Linked DNA regions of Homo sapiens: region 2 is linked to region 1. The links are chromatin loops, found by intact Hi-C in ENCODE. Cell type or tissue: natural killer cell. All regions are shown on one strand. Each heading gives the region's core, and the rest is flanking DNA. Links, peaks and the distances in the headings are about the cores only. Region 1 has its middle 120 kb from the start of ESM1. Region 2 has its middle 16 kb from the start of HSPB3.

The links. A loop is a pair of places that touch in the nucleus more often than their neighbours do. Peaks named below come from ENCODE experiments on the same cell type or tissue, not always from the same donor. Only the 100,000 strongest peaks of a DNase experiment are listed, where the experiment ranks them.
Region 2: a loop joins it to region 1, with 5 times the contacts of the local background. A loop is called at or near these places in 9 of 110 quality-filtered maps.

Annotation. Positions count from the first base shown.
Region 1 is chr5:54,861,907-54,871,380 of GRCh38, forward strand. It overlaps the pseudogene CSPG4BP. Among named protein-coding and RNA genes, the nearest start is that of ESM1, 120 kb to the right of the region's middle. In natural killer cell, for the core only: CTCF peaks have their summits at 5,679 (motif pointing left) and 5,878; a DNase peak (open chromatin) is centred at 5,635.
Region 2 is chr5:54,435,230-54,444,703 of GRCh38, forward strand. No RefSeq gene overlaps it. Among named protein-coding and RNA genes, the nearest start is that of HSPB3, 16 kb to the right of the region's middle. RefSeq lists enhancers at 4,754-5,255, 5,532-5,591. In natural killer cell, for the core only: no CTCF peak of the experiment used is centred there; DNase peaks (open chromatin) are centred at 5,382 and 8,232.

The DNA of each region.
Region 1 (9,474 bases), core at 925-8,924:
AATGGAGTGGCACTTCCCAAAATGACATGCCATTTAATAATATTAATCTGAAGGCAAAGAGAGGGTATGTTGGGGATTTGTCTATCCCTAGACTTCTAAAACCAGAACAATACCTGCTGGCCTGAAATTAAAGGATACAACAAACTAATGGAAAATCTTGACAGATTCAAAAGTATTTGGTCCCCTGTCACCAACTCCGTTCAGGGACATCTTTGGCGCTCCTCTGCTCACACCTTCTCATCCCCCAGTGCTCCCCTCTCACTCCTTACTCCAGGTCAAAGGTGAAGCCTCGGGCCCTCCCACACCTGATCTGCTGACTCATCTGCTGTGCTCCCCACCACGCCTGCAGCACCAGCCACACTGGATGACTTGCTGCTCCTCGGACACACCAGGCATGCTCCCCACACAAAGCTGTTGCTCTTGCTCTTCCTTCTGCCTGAATGTTTTTCCAATATACACTTAGCTCACCTATCCATCACCTCCTCCGGGGTCTGCTCAAATGCTGCTTTCTCAACGGTGCCTTCCTTCACCACTCTATTAGAAATTGAACGTCAATACACACACACACTCCATTAAAGATCCCAGCACTTCCTAGCTCCCTTTCCTGCTTTATTTTTCTCCATAGCACAAATCATTCAACATGCCATTTATTTCATGTATTTATTTTATTTATTGTTTCTTCCTGCCTCTCTCTTTCCCTCATCAGGAAAAATGCTCCCTATGGGCTGGGATTATCACCTGGTTAGTTCACCAATTTATCCCCAGTACCTAGAACTGGCATCCCTGACACAAAATAGATATTCAAAAACTATTTGCTGAATGAATGAAGGGCAAGAATGGCCAGGGAATCTCCCTCTCCAAGTCACTAAAGGCTGCAGCCACTAGTTTTTAGAGGTTAGAGTCACTGTAAGTGAAAATGACCATGTCTCAAAACTTAGTGACCCCAGGAGTCATCTAGGGAGAGACAATGTGAAGGGGTCGCCTCGAAATCAGGGACCCATGACTTTGACTCTTCTCTGTGAATAAGGCTACATGATAACATAAACAGCATGTTGTCACAGCAGATGCACAGGGAACACCTGCATCTCGACACATACGTTTCAACCAGTCATTCTTAAATACACGCCTCTTACACAACACAATTAACCACTGAATTGACCAGGATCGGACCAAAATTTAGTGCTCAGAAGATAGGGCTACAATTTACAAACTATTTTTAGAGAGGTATTCAATTCAACTCACAGCAGAGCAGGTTTGAAATGGTCTTAGATGGTTTGTCCAGCCTTTGAGGGAGAAGCCATGACTGAAAGACACCTGCATGAGGTCACTAAAGCATCACCTTCCCTGGGACCCCACCTGCATGAGGTCACTAAAGTGTCACCTTCCCTGGGACCCCCGCTGAGAAGCACTGATGTCTAAGGTCTTTTCCAACCCTCAGCATTCTCTGATTCTCCCCAGGGCTCCCCAAATCCCCTGGTTAAGTCTAGCCCCCTTGACGTGTAATTCAGGTTACATCTCCTGTGGTCAAAGGGGAGGACTCCTCCACAGATTAGCTCCAAGTACACTCTGCCACTCCTCCACCTCCTGGACAACTCCCCATCCCTCTAGAATGCCCTTGGCCATGCTGTTCCCTTTGCTTGCCCTGCTTTTCTCTGTTTCCTCCTCTGTTATCTCCCTGCTCTTTCACTCTCTCCTCAAAGTCTAGCTGAAACATTATTTCCTCTGTGAAGGTTTCCTCATGCTTTTCAGTTAGAATCTTTATTCCCACCATACCACTGTGAAAATGCCACGTGAGAGGCAAGAAGAGTGCACCTTATATTAAACCTGGTGCCTCTGATTGCTCAGCAGTATTTCTTGAGGGCGAGAAATATGTTTTACTGACCATGGTAACTGCACACAGTAACTCGAACAAGATGTTTAGTAAATTGATTCAAATCAATGGATGAGTTGAAATTCTTAGAAGCAAATGAAGCATCAAACATGTGTTCCTAGCTGACTAGACAAAGACACTCTAAAATGGTAGGTGGTTGTTAATGGTTTCCAACCTGGAGAGTGTATGTTCCTAGGGTCTTATAAAGGAAATGATGGGGACCTGCAAGTTACTTTTCAACATTTAAAAAGAAAGTAGTGGAAATCATTCTTTCATTCATGATAAGAAAGTAAAGTCTAACAATAAGACCATTCTAACCCAAAGTAAAGAAACGTGACAGCAGCCCGGAGTTGTCCTTGGTTATTTTATGCTGATTGGATGCCAAATTGGCAATTGTACCCAGCTCCCTGATTGCAGGGCCTGGACTATTTTAACTTTCGAGAGCTTATGTTCATCATAGGGTATGATATGGAAAACGTACCATGTAAGCATCTGTTGGTTGAATGAGAAAATGAATGAATAAAAAAATCCACCAATGATTAAAGCATACTTGTGTTAAATACCTGGGCATTACCCCGATATTGCTGACAGGGCCAGTGACAATGTGGCACTCATCTAGAACTGGGCAACCAGGATCGTGCAGGAAACCCATGGCATAGAAGCAAAAGCTGGAAAGCTAGGGATGTTTAACCTAAGAAAGATAAAATTCAAGGAAATCTGATCATCTTTTCTTTCAAATACTTAAAAAGCTTTCATGAAAGGATGGGTATGATTTATTCTGTACCAGAATAGTATGATTCTAGGAGAATCATACTATGAATGAATCTAGGAGGCATATGTTTTATTCTGTACCAGAGGTACCTCTGGTACAGAATAAATCTGGGGTACTAGAGCCAGCGCCTAGGAGAAAAAGTTTTTAAATGGCAGATTTCAGCTCAGCCTAAATAACTATCTAAAAATTGGAGCGTATTTACATTGGAAGGGCTCATCTCAGCAAGTAGTAAGTTCCCTATCACTGAAGATGTTTAAGCACTGGCTAGATAACCTTTCTATAGGAATACTGTGGAAGGGCTTCTAGCATCTGTTGGGAGGTGGACTAGACACCCTCCAAGGTCCCATTGAGAGGTGACAGCGTGCTGGCAGTCCTCACAGCCCTCGCTCGCTCTTGGCGCCTCCTCTGCCTGGGCTCCCACTTTGGCGGCACTTGTGGAGCCCATCAGTCCACCGCTGCACTGTGGGAGCCCCTTTCTGGGCTGGCTAAGGCCAGAGCCGGCTCCCTCAGCTTTCAGGGAGGTGTGGAGGGAGAGGCGCGAGCGGGAACCTGGGCTGTGCGCGGTGCTTGCGGGCCAGCTGGAGTTCCGGGTGGGCGTGGGCTTGGCGGCCCGGCACTCGGAGCAGCCGGCCGGCCCTGCCGGCCCCGGGCAATGAGGGGCTTAGCACCCGGGCCGGCGGCTGCGGAGGGTGTACTGGGTCCCCCAGCAGTGCCAGCCCGCCAGCGCTGCGCTCGATTTCTCACCGGGCTTTAGCTGCCTTCCCGCGGGGCAGGGCTCGGGACCTGCAGCCCGCCATGCCTGAGCCTCCCACCCCCTCCATGGGCTCCTGTGCGGCCCAAGCCTCCTCGATGAGAGCCGCCCCCTGCTCCACAGCACCCACTCCCATCGACCACCCAAGGGCTGAGGAGTGCGGGCGCATGGCACGGGACTGGCAGGCAGCTCCACCGGCAGCGCGGGTGTGGTATCCACTGGGTGAAGCCAGTTGGGCTCCTGAGTCTGGTAGGGAGGTGGAGAATCCTTATGTCTAGCTCAGGGATTATAAATACACCAATCGGCACTCTGTATCTAGCTCAAGGTTTGTAAACGCACCAATCAGCACCCTGTGTCTAGCTCAGGGTTTCTAAACGCACCAATGGACACTCTGTATCTAGCTGCTCTGGTGGGGCCTTGGAGAACCTTTATGTCTAGCTCAGGGATTGTAAATACACCAATCAGCACTCTATCTAGCTCAAGGTTTGTAAACACACCAATCAGCACCCTGTGTCTAGCTCAGGGTTTGTGAGTGCACCAGTCGACACTGTATCTAGCTGCTCTGGTGGGCCTTGGAGAACCTTTGTGTCCATACTCTGTATCTAACTGATCTGATGGGGATGTGGAGAACCTTTATGTCTAGCTCAGGGATTGTAAATGCACCAATCAGTGCCCTGTCAAAACAGACCACTCGGATCTACCAGTCAGCAGGACGCGGGTGGGGCCAGATAAGAGAATAAAAGCAGGCTGCCCGAGCCAGCAGTGGCAACCCGCTCGGGTCCCCTTCCACCCTGTGGAAGCTTTGTTCTTTCGCTCTTTGCAATAAATCTTGCTACTGCTCACTCTTTGGGTCCACACTGCTTTCATGAGCTATAACACTCACCGTGAAAGTCCGCAGCTTCACTTCTGAAGCCAGCGAGACCACGAGCCCTCTGGGAGGAATGAACAACTCCAGACGCGCCACCTTAAGAGCTGTAACACTCACTGCGAAGGTCTGCAGCTTCACTCCTGAGCCAGCGAGACCACGAACCAACCAGAAGGAAGAAACTCCGAACACATCCGAAGGTCAGAAGGAACAAACTCCAGATGCGCCACCTTAAGAGCTGTAGAGCTGTAACACTCACCCGAGGGTCCGTGGCTTCATTCTTGAAGTCAGTGAGACCAAGAACCCACCAATGCTAGACACACCATCATACCCATAAATCTAAATAATAAATAGCCATTTTTTTCTCCTACCCAACATTCCCAATTACATAAACTGAGAGTTATTACCTGTTTCCCAATAAATTTTATTAGCTTTCCTCTTGGAAAATTAGAACTTTTAACATAACTGTGTTTCAGTGGTTTAATAAGTAGAACAAATTCACAGTCAAATCCCTCAAAATATTTACTTGGAATTTTGAGGTAGTCTTCTAGAAGTTCTCTGGAGCCACCTTCTTGAACTGTGAAATTCTGTACCTGCAGAAAAATCCACTTAGGCGTGGTGTCCACCAAGATTTCGACTCTGCTCACAACTTGGAAACCATTCATCACATCCAGGGAAAAACAGTCCTGTTCTTGGTTGGGGGATGTCTGCACATAAAGGATATTGCCATCCTCCACATCCGGTTGTGTGAAAGTCAAAGGGACTTTTCATCTGCACCCAAGCTGCCTTCTTCTGGTATAAATTTTTGGAGGTATCCATGCATTGGTGGAGTTCCGACTATGAACACTGCCTCTGAAGGAATATTATCTTCATGCCCAGCCTTGAGTTCACACACACCATATATAGACACAAAAAGAAAAACATTAATAAATGTAGAAGTGAAGACTGTTGAAAACCACATTGTCTTATATTAACATCCACAATTGGCTTAAGTTGTACTTAGGGTTGATACACAGTTTAAGCCTGAGTCTGTTTTGGTGCCCATGCCAATATTTTTAATATTGGCCCTGGTCACAAAAAAAAGTAATGGTCAGCAACACCTAAGTAGCTACTAATGTATTAACCAAGTGTCATTCACAGCAGCAAAAAAACCCAGGACTCCAAGGTTGAGGTGAAAGAAATAAAATGGTAGTGTAAGGAGAAGGAATACAAGATGGTAGAAGACGCAGCAGTTGGGTCAGTAAACTTGTAAGACCTTGAGAGGAAAGTTATCATCCCCCATTTGAACTCGCTCAGCACTTTCAATACGTATTTTTTTATTCCGGGAACTCCATCTCAAATCTGATTATAACTGATGTATAGTCATTGGACTGCATATGCCCCCTTGTGGTGAAACTTAAATATAAGCTCTTGAAAAAGAACAAAAAAGCTGGTTCTTATTCCAAACTCACTATTCAAAGTCTTATTCAAAAGTATTTAACCCATTCTGATTTGAATTCATTTTTACTTAATTTTATTGGCTGCATCTAGCAAAAAAGCAAACTTGTTTGCAGTCCCGAGGGTAGATTCAGAATAGCCTGCATTTGTGGCCAGTTGTTATAAATCGCAGCTTACACATCCCACACCCTACACAGCATTACCCTAAAAAAGAACACCCCTTCCAAACTCTGATCAGCATGGCTGTGCCTGCTGGAAGTTTCCAGTACGAGGCCCAGAAAACCAGGTGATTTTTGGTCTCACCTCTGACATTCCACTGGTCTAGGCTAGTTTTAACCATCACTTTCAGGATACTAAACAAGGCCACATTCAGACCTAAACAAACTATATAATATAGTATTTGCTGGTATCTTAGGAATGTTTCTTACATTTGTTAAATTACTCCAAGTTTTTATACTGTGCTTCATTCAGCACATCATAAATATAACTCAGATCAAATGAAATATTGGCAGTGTTGCTATGGATAATGAATAAAAGATCTCTTAATTTACCATAATATATACCTCTCTCCCTTAGTCCAAGTTTTTACTGTACTAAACATATATATGATGCACATGTATGCACATGTGAGCCCAACTTTAAAATAAGCCTGAGCATTGCTTACATTCCATTTCCAACTGTAGGAAAATTGGTAGCATCAAAATCATGAAACTTTCCAAGTTTTCTTCTCAATGGCATCTATATTTTTAAAAATTCACTCCTGATACCAGGGGAGAAATCAACACAAAAATAGCTTTCAGAAGCAAACAGATTATTAGCACCTGTAAGAATGAGAATTCTTAGTGCTGTGGATAGGATAATTACCTACCTGGAGCCTTCCTGTATTCAGTTTTACTGGTTTTCTTTCTTCAACTACTAGAGTCTCGATGTGCAGAACCTGCGTGTGATGTGGGTGACCTTCCAAGCACACTTGAACATAGACACCCACTCTCACCTCTAAGTATGTGGCTTTAACTTTCACTCTCAGGTTGAATACATCAAAGTCATCACTGCCATCGTGCCTATAAATCACACATCAACAAGTCATCCTGAGAAAATGAGTGGGAAACAGAATGATTGACCAGGATCCTGCCATGCTTTAGGCCCTGCACAATGTGGAATTCAATCTTGTGGTCTGTTCTGACATTTTGGTTTGTGGTGACACTTAGGTTGGCCACTGTGAGGCTGCCATCCTTTCCTCTCTGTATGAGCAGCCCCGTGTTGTTGGCTATCTGGACATAAGGGTCTGACACACTGGCCTTGAGAAGAGATGATGTGTAGTGGACACCATCTGTCACAAACAGCACGAAGCGATCCAAGTCTGCACCCTGATGCCTGAAAAGCACGTGCCCTTCCTGCAGGTCTTCTTGCCTGAACTGGTAGAGTTTCTGAGTGGGGTCTCTGGCTCACACTAAATCCCCATTTGGGATGCCCCGCTGGGTGTACAGCAACTGCCCATTATCAAAATCTAAGTCAGGGTTATGGTAACAGAGATCTGCCAGGGTCAATAAGCGCTGGCCATTCCGCACAACATGAAAGACCTTATCTATCATGCGTACTGGTTTCTCATCATTCTTTAACCCAACGGAAAGTGTGACTTTTATTTCCATAGATGAATGCTGTGAGTCAAGATCCCTGACTGCTCCCCCCTGGTCCTTTGGTGAAGGCCACAAAAAAGAACTCATCAGACTCAGTCTCAGAGTCATCATGAACATAGATCACCTGTTCACTCACTCTCTCTTGATTTGTGAACATAGTGATATTGTCATTACTTTCCAGAGAATCAGACAAGTTAAGCAGTTTCAGCTTCCCATGTTGAGGGCCCTTGGAGATTTTATATTGGAAGATCTGATTGTCCAAAATTTGAACAAATAGTTCTGATTTTGTAATTAATTTTCCTTCTCCTTCTTTTACAAATAATCCTCTGTTAGTTAAAATAAAGTATGTCTTATCTGCTTTAAAGTTGATTCTGAAAGTATAATCTTTTGAGTCTATGTATTTTGCAACAACCAAAAACCTAAAAGTATCCTGTGAGTCTTCCCTTGGCCTCTCCTGAGGTTCATAACTTATCTTAGAGTCTGTAATATTTTTTTGGCTGAAAATTGAGTTTGTTTTTAGAACTTTATTGCCAAGTACCAATTTTCCTTTCTTAGATGGGATCAATAACTTAAAATGTAGTTCCCTCTCAGCTACTTCCACACCCTCTGTTGCAGCCTGCAAATGATCAGAATTCAATATGTTCTTGTTTAGTTGACTCATCTCTAGAGGAACATTTTTCAGGATAAACTTCAGCCATTGTGTTGTAACTGGAAATATCAGCTCTTCACTGACTTTTCCTTCTATGTTAACTTTACATTTAAAATGATCTGTAACATTTTCTAGCTGCAATTCTTTCAATGTACTATAGTACTGGACCCGACTCCAATCAACAGAACACTGAGAAAAGGTACTAACTTGTTTCCATTTCCCACTTGACCCTCACCGCTGAATCTGGCCATACTGAGGTGGATGAGTGATGTCAGAGCGGGTCTCCATCTCATGCCATTCACCATTAACCTCCACTGACAAGTTACTCCATGTAATCAGAGGAGTGCCACCCTGTTCTACAACCACACCAGTTCTAACGGCCACTGCAAAGTCCCAAGAAACAGCCATGTTCCACACCACTGCTGTATTACTAACCAGCTCTCCATCACTTGCTCTCAGAACAATCTGAGAGTTTCGATGACCCCTGTGCACATAGAAAATGTTGCCATCTCTTAAATCTTCATGTGTAAAATGATTAATGGCATTCCCGGGATCACTTGCATTTTCTAAAACCCCAGCATCTGAATTGAAGTTGCCAAGAACTGAAATACAAAGACTCAAAGAATCTGTGTCAGGGTCTGACATGTCTATCATACTTGGGGTCAGTTGTTTCTTAGAGTTCTCAAATAGAAGAAGCAAGTTTCCTTCTGGTACCTTAAGGTATGGGGGATCATTGACTGGAATGACAATAATGTTAAACACATGTGGAACACGTTCTTGCAGATATAATGGCATTTCTTTCTTGCTATTGGGAGAAACCAAAAATGTAAAATAATCCATAGGTTCTTCTGAACCATCATGGACATATCAAACTTTTCCTTGCCATAAGTCTAACATGGTAAAAGCTGTCTCCATTACTTGCTCAGGTGGTACATTTAATTGAAGGAACCCATGAATAGGCCTTCCCTCTATTTTAAATAGTATTTGAGAATGATGGATACCCAAATCCTTAAATTTCACATCCAGTTTCATGTGCCTTTGTTTCAGTAAGGTCCACCTTCTTGGACCTGCAAGTTATTCAAAACCAAGAAATCGCTACTCTCATCTTGAAGAAAAGGCTTGATGACCTCAGGGACGGCAGTGGAAAGGAAAACTTCTGACTGATGCAGATTTTCTATCGCTGTTATGGAAGGATTTGTGTTATCAACACTCTCAGTTTTACAACAACAGGAATATCTTTGAAAACAAGGGCATCCCTTAACGCTCTCTTTTCTGAATTGGCTTCCAAGCTTCTTAAGCACCCTTTGAAAGAGGTTCCTCGAGCAAATTTCCCAGGCACAGAGGCAAGTTCTAACCTCTTTACTTCTTCCCACATTTGGTTATCAAGACCTCCCACAAAAAGGGCTCCTTCAGATACAAATGTTTGCTTTGCAAAGGCAGTGACTTCCTTACCTTTTTTTCATCTACTGTTAGGTCCAGATACTCCCCTGTGA
Region 2 (9,474 bases), core at 690-8,689, 430 kb before region 1:
TCAAAAGTATTAAGATAATCATGTCTGACTTTAGGTTTAATTGCTTCAATGATAAGCACTGTCTTCTGCTCCCCTCCCCACATCCAACCCTTAGAATTTTTCCAAGATTCTTGTTATCCATTCTATTCATATTTATATCATCCATCATATGAGGCAGAGGGGAGGGAAATGTGTCAATAGAAATATGTAAAGGCATTCAAGTGGGTTGGTATTTTCAGCATTAACTAATTATTCTTTCTTTGGAATAATGTACCAAAAACCATATTAGGACTTTCCGGTTGAAATAAACTACTGTTAACTAGCTCAGGTAAAAAGTGAAGAATTTAGTGAGGAAGCATGTTCAGCTGTTTGGTTTTTTTGAACCCAACCCAATGAGGCTTTGGGAATGGCATATTATTACACATTGCTGTGTAACAAATTGCCAAAAGCGTAATGGCTTGAGAAGAACACAAATTTATAATCTCACAGTCTCTTCAAGGCTGCATTGCATGTGTCAGCGGGGGCTGGTTCTCACTTGGAGCTCAGGGCCCTCTTCCAAGCTCATTCAGCTTGTTTGTGGGCAGAATGCAGTTCCTTGAGGTCACAGGACTGAGGCCTCCACTCCTGCAGGCCACTTCTCTCCACAGACAGTCACCCAGGGCTGTTTGCTTTCTTTCTTGAGCAGTTAAGAGACTCTCTCTGCTGCTTTTTAAAGGTTTTCACCCCATTAAGTGAAGTTCAGTGAGGATTATATTCCTTTTAACTCCAAATCAACTGATTTAAGGCCTTCATTACATCTAGAACACACCTTTTGTCATATAACATAGTAAGTTGGCCAGGCATGGTGGCTCATGCCTATAATCCCAGCACTTTGGGAGGCTGAGGCAGGTGGATCACAAGGTCAGGAGTTTGAGACCAGCCTGGCCAACATAGTGAAACCTCATCTCTACTAAAAATACAAAAAATTAGCCGGGCGTGGTGGCAGCCACCTGTAACCCCAGCTACTCGGGAGGCTGAGGCAGGAGAATTGCTTGAACCTGGGAGGCAGAGGTTGCAGTGAGCGGAGATCGTGCCATTGCACTCTAGCCTGGGCAACAGTGTGAGACTCTGTCTCAAAAATATATGTATATATATAACATAGTAAGTTATAGGAGTGATGTTTCATATTTGCAGATCCTTCCACTGTCAAGGGTAGGTATTATACAGGTCTATACCAGGGCTGGACTCTTAGAATTCTGCCTACCACAAATGGACTCAGTTTAAGTGCTGGAAAACTGAAAAAATCTTCTTCTCTTCTATCTTACCTCTTCTCTCTAACAGTCTCTTCCCTTTGGATTCTCTAAATTACCAAGGAAGAGCTCTGGCCTAACTTGGATGGGATGTTCAACCCTGGTATTATCAACTGTGGCCAGGGGCATGATTCCATGTTGTATAAAGTAGCTTCTGGGGGTCCACTGGTGTGGTTGAGAAGGTAGGAGTAGTTCACTTAAGGAAGGGCCGTGTGAGCTGGGAAGATACTCCAAAGCTATTTACCTCGTGCTGCCTTTTATTCAGTGAAGAGCACATTCTTCTGATAGGTCAGACAGCAATGGGTAGTAAGTGATAATGGCCCCTGGGCAGCAATGAATTGTGTTGTGTCCTCTTTTATGTCACCCTGCAATTCTCCCAGAAACAAACTCATTCTAAAACTAGGCTGTGTTCATTCACGCCACATTCAACAAATCAAAACAATCCAAAACTGAAATAAAAATTCATGTAGGGTGATGGTGAGGAAATGGGGAATGACTGGTAATATGTATAAGGTTTTCTTTTGGGGGTGATGAAAATGTTCTAAAATTAGTGTGTATATATTCCACTGCAGTTCATAGAAATGGCCCTAGCCCATAGATTGAGGTCTCTTAGTACCGTTCCCCATTAAAAAGATCCTGGGCTCCTTAGCGGTAATGGCTTATTCCAAGTTTGAGGCATGGAAGATATCAGGTGAGCCTGGTACATCTTTTGGGGTGTCTAAAAGCAAGAGTCCAGGGTTTAATGAGGTCAGGTGAAAGGTTTGGTCAGTTTTAGCCCCTTCACATTGGCTACAATGTTGTGTGTTATGGTTTGGCCTCATAAGCACCTATTCAGGGGAGTACAACAGAGGAAAGCTTTGTCACTCAGACACCTGGGAGGTCCTGCAGATGATGCCTGAAGCTGCAGCTGGAAGTGTTGCTTGTGCCTGCTGGGTCACTGGGAAGTGCTATGCAGTCACAATGAAATTTTCAGGTGGCATTGTGTGCCATCTTAGACTTTTTTCCCCCCAAGTTTCATCCCTCCCACCCCTCAGTTCATGAAATTTCACTCTCCCAGATACTCTGTACATCTTTTCTTGTACTATGTAATAACTACATTCTTTCACCCCGCCCCACCCTGCCAGGACAATTTTTGCCCCGTAGGGGCTGATATTTCCCTTATTGAGAATGCATGCTCCACTCCATTTGTGCTGGCAAGTGTGGAGAATGTGGGCATTTATGTAGGGTGGTGGTAGGGAAATGGGGAAACTAGTAATATGTATGGGGGTTTTTTTGGGGGGTGATAAAAATGGAGGACCCCAAATGACTGTTATTTTGGGGCCCAGAAAAGGACCAGGGTAAATACATTTCATCATTGGGATTCAAGGCTGGAATCTTTTCTGATTGAGACCCTTGGGTCATTTGGACAGAGAAACAGCGAGACAGATTTCATTCCCTTCTCTCCCACAGGAGCTGACCCCAAATGTGTCTCCTGCATGCTGGTAACCATCTCGAGTCCGCTGCCCAGGGAACCCACCTTGGGATCATTTTGCTAAATATCTCTAATATGTGGTTGATTTATTACTGCTGGGTCTAAAAGCTACTGTTTGAGCATTTATATAGTGTGCAAAAAACTTGTCACTATGCATACAGTGCTGGCTGTCTCCCGTTGACCCTCCCAAGCTACTCTCCCTCTGCTCTGTGCTCAGGGAGACTAGCCATAAGGATTACATCAATGGGCCCGTTGCCACAGGTTCCTGATGGGCTTGGCCAATGGAAAGCAGCAGGTAGAGCATGAGGTCAGAGTATATTCTCAACTCCTCACCTGTCAGTCCACAGGGGGTTGTCTATTTCTCTCTGCAAAGGGTTTCTGGTCCTGCTATGTGGACCCCTCTCTATATATATTTCTTACTATGGGTTCAAGTGGCTACCTTCTCTCTTTGGCTTCTTCAGGCCAAAACTCCCTGCTCTTGCTGGCCCTGGAGACACTGCATTATCCCTGTGTTTCTCCTAGATTCTGCCCACCTTTGTAAATAGTCTATATTTTGAACCCTTCTTCAATTTCTCAGTTTGCAGATGCCGTATTCCCTGCTGGGAACATGACTGACACATTCAAGTCTCCTCGAAAGCAGTTATTTCCAAGATGGTATAAGATCCTGTCCCTGCCTCAGAGGTCAGGAACAGTGACCTGGAACAGAACAGCTTTGTGGATAACCTAAAAGCATTTTGCAAGCATAGAGGGTGAGGTGATTAGCTCTATCTGATTGAGTTGGGGAAGGCTTCTCAGAAGAGGAAACAGTATAGTCTGACAGGAATTTTCCATACAGAAAAAGGAACTGCAAATGCAAACGCATGAAAGCTTGAAAGGGATGGCCTTTTGGAAATCTAGAAAAAAGTCTCAGCAGGTAAAGGTCAAGTGTGTGCACACAGGCTTGTTTGCAGGGAAGGTAGGAAGGGGAAGAGGCATGCGGTGAAGTTGTAAGGATAAGTTGGTTGCGGAAGATGCAGTCTTGAAGGCAGTAAAGTCTAAAAGTCTATAGTTCTCTAGAGGTCGGAAAGTATAAAAGTCTATAGTTCTCTAGAGGTCAGTAGAAGTGTTGTACAGTGTTGTAAGAAATGAAGGTAATACATTTCATAAAAGCACATGCTGTAACTACCAAGATATTATCACAAGGAGGTAGTTAAGAGATGGCTAGATTGTTGCAACCCTAGATGGTGACACGGTTAAGTTAATGTTTTGTAGAAGGAAGGGAAAGAAATAAACACTTAAGTGTTTACTCTGTGCTAGCGTTCGGACATAATATTTCACTGTAGGAGACATGCCTGTTGACTTTGCATCTTTCCATCTATAAAGCCAATGAGATTGCCACTGGATAGTACATCTTGCTTTGGGGCTTAGAAAAATACATCATCAGAATATTCCACTGTGAGGACCCCTGTCTGACACATATACAGACAGTCCCAGACTCATGATTTTTCAACTTCAACTTACGATTTTTTGACTTTATGATAGTACAAAATTGATACACATTTAGTAGAAACCATATTTTAAATTTTGTGGGTTTTTTTCCTTTTTATAAAAAAGAAATAGGGTCTCACTATGTTGCTCAGGCTGATCTCAAACTCCTTACTTCAAGCAATCCTCCTGACCTAGCCTCTCAAGTAGCTGGGATTACAAGTTCCAGCCACCATACCCAGCTTAATTTTGATCTTTTCCCAGGCAAGCTATATGTGGTATGATATTCTTACATGAGATATTTAACACTCTACTATAAAATAGGCTTTGTGTTGATTTAGCTGATTTAGCTTACCTGCAGGCTAATGTAAGTGTTCTGAACACATTTAAGCTAGGCTAGGCTAAGCTATGATGTTTGGTAGGTTAGATATACTAAGCGCATTTTTGGCTTATGATATATCTAAGTTATGCTGGGTTTATCAGAACATAACCCCTAAGTCGAGGAGCATCTGTAGTGGTAAACACATCATTAGGGTTTTTAATTTGATTGTTACTGAGAAATTGTTGCAGGTTGTGAGTTTCTAAAATGAATTTTAATTAACTCCCTTCATTGCTGGTCCTGGGTACTAGAATCGTAGGACCACGCATGGGTTGTGCATGTGTCCACACCCCACAAGCCCCAGTTTCTTAGTGGTCTCTCTAACTCCTCTTGTGATCAATAAGCTAAGGTACTCTACGTGCATACATGCTAGCTTTCATTTTCATGTAAAACTATGCAGAATAGTGTCTGGAACCCACTGGATACTCCATACATGGTCTCTTTTGATCTTAAAAGAACACAGCGAGGTGGGCATTCAGTAACTTGTCCAGGTTGAGAGTGGAGTCAGGATTTGAACCCAGGTGACCGTATCTTATGTTCTTGATCATCACGCAAGGCCACCTGTCATTGAGACTTGAACAGCAGATGGGGCCGGGTGTGGTGAATCCTAGCTCTTTGGGAGGCTGAGGAATGAGGATCACTTGAGCGCAGGAGTTTGAGGTTGCAGTGAGCCTCTGTGCTACTGTAGCACGGAGTGACTGTGCTTCTGTACTCCACCCTGGGCAACAGAGCGAGATCGTATCTCAAACAGTGGAATGACAAAGAAAGCAAAAATCAAAAAACAAAAACCCCGAATAGCAGATGGGCTGTGAGCATGGAGCAGATTGCATCAGCTGCATGAGCCTTCATTCTTCCTCCAGAAGGGCCTCCAAAGACAGCTTTTTCAAAGTCTAGGCTATAAAAATACCACCTTGAGTTTCACTTCTTTTCATGTATGAGATCTTAGATCTTAGTTCCTGTTTGCTTTGCAAAGGACATAAAGAGCCTGCCCAAGCATGTTCCTCTAGAATTCCCACCGAAACCAGGAAGATAGCACAGGAAGCTGCCTGTGGACTTAAAGGACCCCAAGAAGACCCTTCAGCCCTAAAATATGTTTCCAATAGCTCATCTTGGTGTCTGAAATGTCTTTATTTGAGGGTTATTACTTCAAGTCATGAGCTTTTTGGGGTTTGAGCACGAGAATAAATTTCTTCATGCTCTTCTGCCAGTATGTATTTGCTCTTTAAAGGCTAACAGAAACCTATTCAGTCCAGCTTTAGAAATAAACAGAACTGTATCCCAGTGATATAAGTGTTACTTCCCAGAGCACAGGGGCAGATAATGGCTTGGGAATTGGCTCTTGGCAATTTTTTGGTTTCTGGGCAATTCCTAGTTCTAAGGCAACTATTCTCCCCGAAGCTGTGGGATGCCCTGTTTCTGCTGCTCGCTACAGAGCCAGGACAGTGAGGCCAACATGAAGGCTGGTGTGGTCTGCCCTGCTTTGGCCTTCCTATGGCAGGAAATAGCCGCCTGAACTCCATGCAGACCTCAGTTAAAGGGCCTAATGCACACCTAATTCATGCCCCAATAAGGGCCTAAAGTCTCAGAATCTCAATTCCAAATCTCCGGTCAAGGGTCCGCCCTGGGTCCACTCACTGGACAGGGGTTGGGGCCGCATGCCAGGGCCATAGTGCTATTGGATCAGGCTTTCAGTCAAGGGGGCATACAAGATGGGTTTTTCAAGAGTGTGGGGAAATGACAAGAATCTCCCTTATAACATCCCAAGGACAAATGCCTTCCCTCCAATTAATTAACTCCTCATATCTGATGGCAGGGTCCTCAGATAAAAATGTGCTTATGGGCCAGGCATAGTGGCTCATTTATATAATCCCAGCACTTTGGGAGGACAAGGAGGGAGGATTACTTGAGCCCAGGAGTTTGAGACCAGTCTGGGCAACATAGTGAGACCTGGTCTCTATAAATAATAAAAAAGAAAATTAGCCGGGCATGGTGGTACACACCTGTGGTCCCAGCTACTTGGAAGGTTGAGGCAGGAGGATCACCTGACCCCAGGAGGTCAAGGCTGCAGTGAGTTGTGATTGTGCCACTGCGCTCCACCCTGGGTAACAGAGTGAGACCCTGTCTCAAAGAAAAAACAAAGTGCTTCTGAATCACCTGCCCCTCTGCCAGTCTTTAGTGCTGGAGAAAAGGCAACCCTGGCTGGTGGTATGAAATGAATGGAAAGGGAGTTGCTGGGGCTGGGGAGTGGGTGCACACAGAATAAAATGATAATGTTTTTGAGAACACTTTGGCAGGCTATGTGTAATTAACATGATACTCAAGTGGATTTTTTCTTTTTTCTTCATTTTTTTTTAACCTGGAAGGGACTTTGTAAATGTAGTTCAGTCCCTTGCCCTATTTTCCAGCTGAGAAGTGGGGTTCATGGAGGTTTTGGTCATCTACCCGGTGTTAGGAGACTCATTAGGACTCCTGTCTCCTACCTTTGCCTTTGATTGCCAGTTCTTCCCTCTACTCTCTGCCCTAGTATCTCCAATTCTACATTTTCTTTATCTTGACGTCCTTATCTGATCTCTCAGTTAAACTATGTTGTGGAAAAATAACTCCTAAAGCCCCAAGAACCACTTCTGAGCAAGCCATAGCAAGTATTTCCTTGGAATTTCCCTCAGGTTAAAAAGCAGACTTGAGTTTCTCAAGCTTAGTAGCTCAGCAACTAAAAAGTAATGTTAATATCACCAAAGGGCTTAAAAGTAAATTGCAGAAAAAGAATAAATATCATTTGATCACAGCTGATAAAGGTAATTCTAGTGTGATAGGGAAGTCTTAGTGCATTCCTTCCCAAGTGCTAGCTTGGTCTGAACCTCATCTGTGTAGAAATTGTGGCTTGTGTAGTTATCCAGTAACATCTAATATTTGCCATGGCTTTGACTAATATTTAAAGAAATGTGGGCAATGCTACATGCTATTCTTTTAAAAATAGCCATAATGGAATTGAAGTGGGTCAGCTTTTTCTCCAAAGAGTTTGCATCCTGTTACATACTATAAATAATAATATCTAACATGTATTGAACATTTACTATGTGCCAGGCTCTACTGTTTTACGTCTCTTTTCTAACACTCAAAGCAACCTAAGAGATACACATATTTTCCTTATTTTACTGGTGAAGAAGAAATGAAGGCTTAGGGAGATCGTGACTTGCCCTAGATCAAGCAGATGGTGAAAGGCAGAGTGAGGATTCAAATTTAGGTCTTTATGTCCCTTAAAAAAGGTTTCTTTCATCATACTAATAAGATGCCTCTTTCAGAATATGCATGTAGAAAGAACCAGCATAATTTGTGCTTTGTAGCTTCCAATCAGAAAGCCTGGGTTCAACGTTTACCCTTCAAAAATTTTCCAAATAGGGAATAAGATTCTAGGCATTAAAGAAATTTTTGTTTCCCCAAGCCTGCCACCTCCCACCCCATATAATACAAGTAATTTAAAAGCTAGTCAGACCAAATAGTGAAATGGACTCAGTATATGGGGATCTTTATTTGGAAAATAAAGTCAAAAGACAAGAAGAATAAGAATTATTTGTTTAGAATCTCAGTTATTATTAAAGAACCAGTCTTTCATCAGTAAAATTCTAGCCTCTCCCACCAGAGGGCAGTTATCACATAAACCAGAAAGCCCCTCTTGGCTTCACTTTCAGACACCACATCACACTACATCTGGAATTAGGTTTACAGCCCAGTACAGATCCTGAGAACATCTCTGCTTCTTTTAAGTCTGAAACTAACATGTCATGCCTTTCTTTTTTGCCTGCAACTTAAAGGAGCTTATGATAGCATAGAAACCATCTCTTCATAAAGGAATGTTAAAATGGACCAAAGACAGATGCTTGTATTGGTTCTATTTTGAGGGGTGGAAACCCTGCACCAAACACTCAGTGACAGAGTAAAAAACATTTTTCTGTGTCTAAAACTTTATATTTTATTCCATTTATGTACCGTCTGTGTTTCAGTAACCTGTATTTCCCCAGAAAAGTAGCTTTATATGCTTTTTCATGAAAATTCTAAAGATTAGCTGAGAAAAAGGATTATAGTTTTTGTTTTGTTTTTGAGACAGGGTCTCACTCTGTCACCCAGGCTGGAGTGCAGTGGTGCAATCTTGGCTCACTGCAACCTTTGACTCGTCGGTCAAGTGATCCTCTCACCTCAGCCCCCCGGGTAGCTGGGACTGCAGATGCATGCCACCACACCTAGTTATTTTTTTTGGTTTATTTTTTTGTAGAGATGGGGTTTCGCCATGTTGCCCAGGCTGGTCTCAAACTCCTAGGCTCAAGCGATCCACCCATCTCGGCCTCCCAAAGTGGGATTGCAGTTTTTGATAGACAACAAATTACTTTTCGAGTGTCCAGACTGCTTATGTTTTGGAGAAACCAACAGAAACATTATATATATTGATCACTGTTGCGGGAAGTCAAGGACCCCGAATGGAGGGACCGGCTGAAGCCATGGCAGAAGAACGTAAATTGTGAAGATTTCATGGACATTTATGAGTTCCCCAAATTAATACTTTTATAACTTTTTACTCCTGTCTTTACTGCAATCTCTGAACATAAATTGTGAAGATTTCATGGACACTTATCATTTCCCCAATCAATACTCTTGTGATTTCCTGTGTCTGTCTTTACTTTAATCTCTTAATCCCATCATCTTTGTAAGCTGAGGATGAATGTCACCTCAGGATCCTGTGATGATTGTGTTAACTGCACAAATTGTTTAAACAATATGAAATCTGGGCACCTTGAAAAAAGAACAGGATAACAGTGATGTTCAGGGGACAAGGGAGATAACCTTAAAGTCTGGCTGCCTGTGGGCCGGGCGGAACAGAGCCATATTTCTCTTCTTTC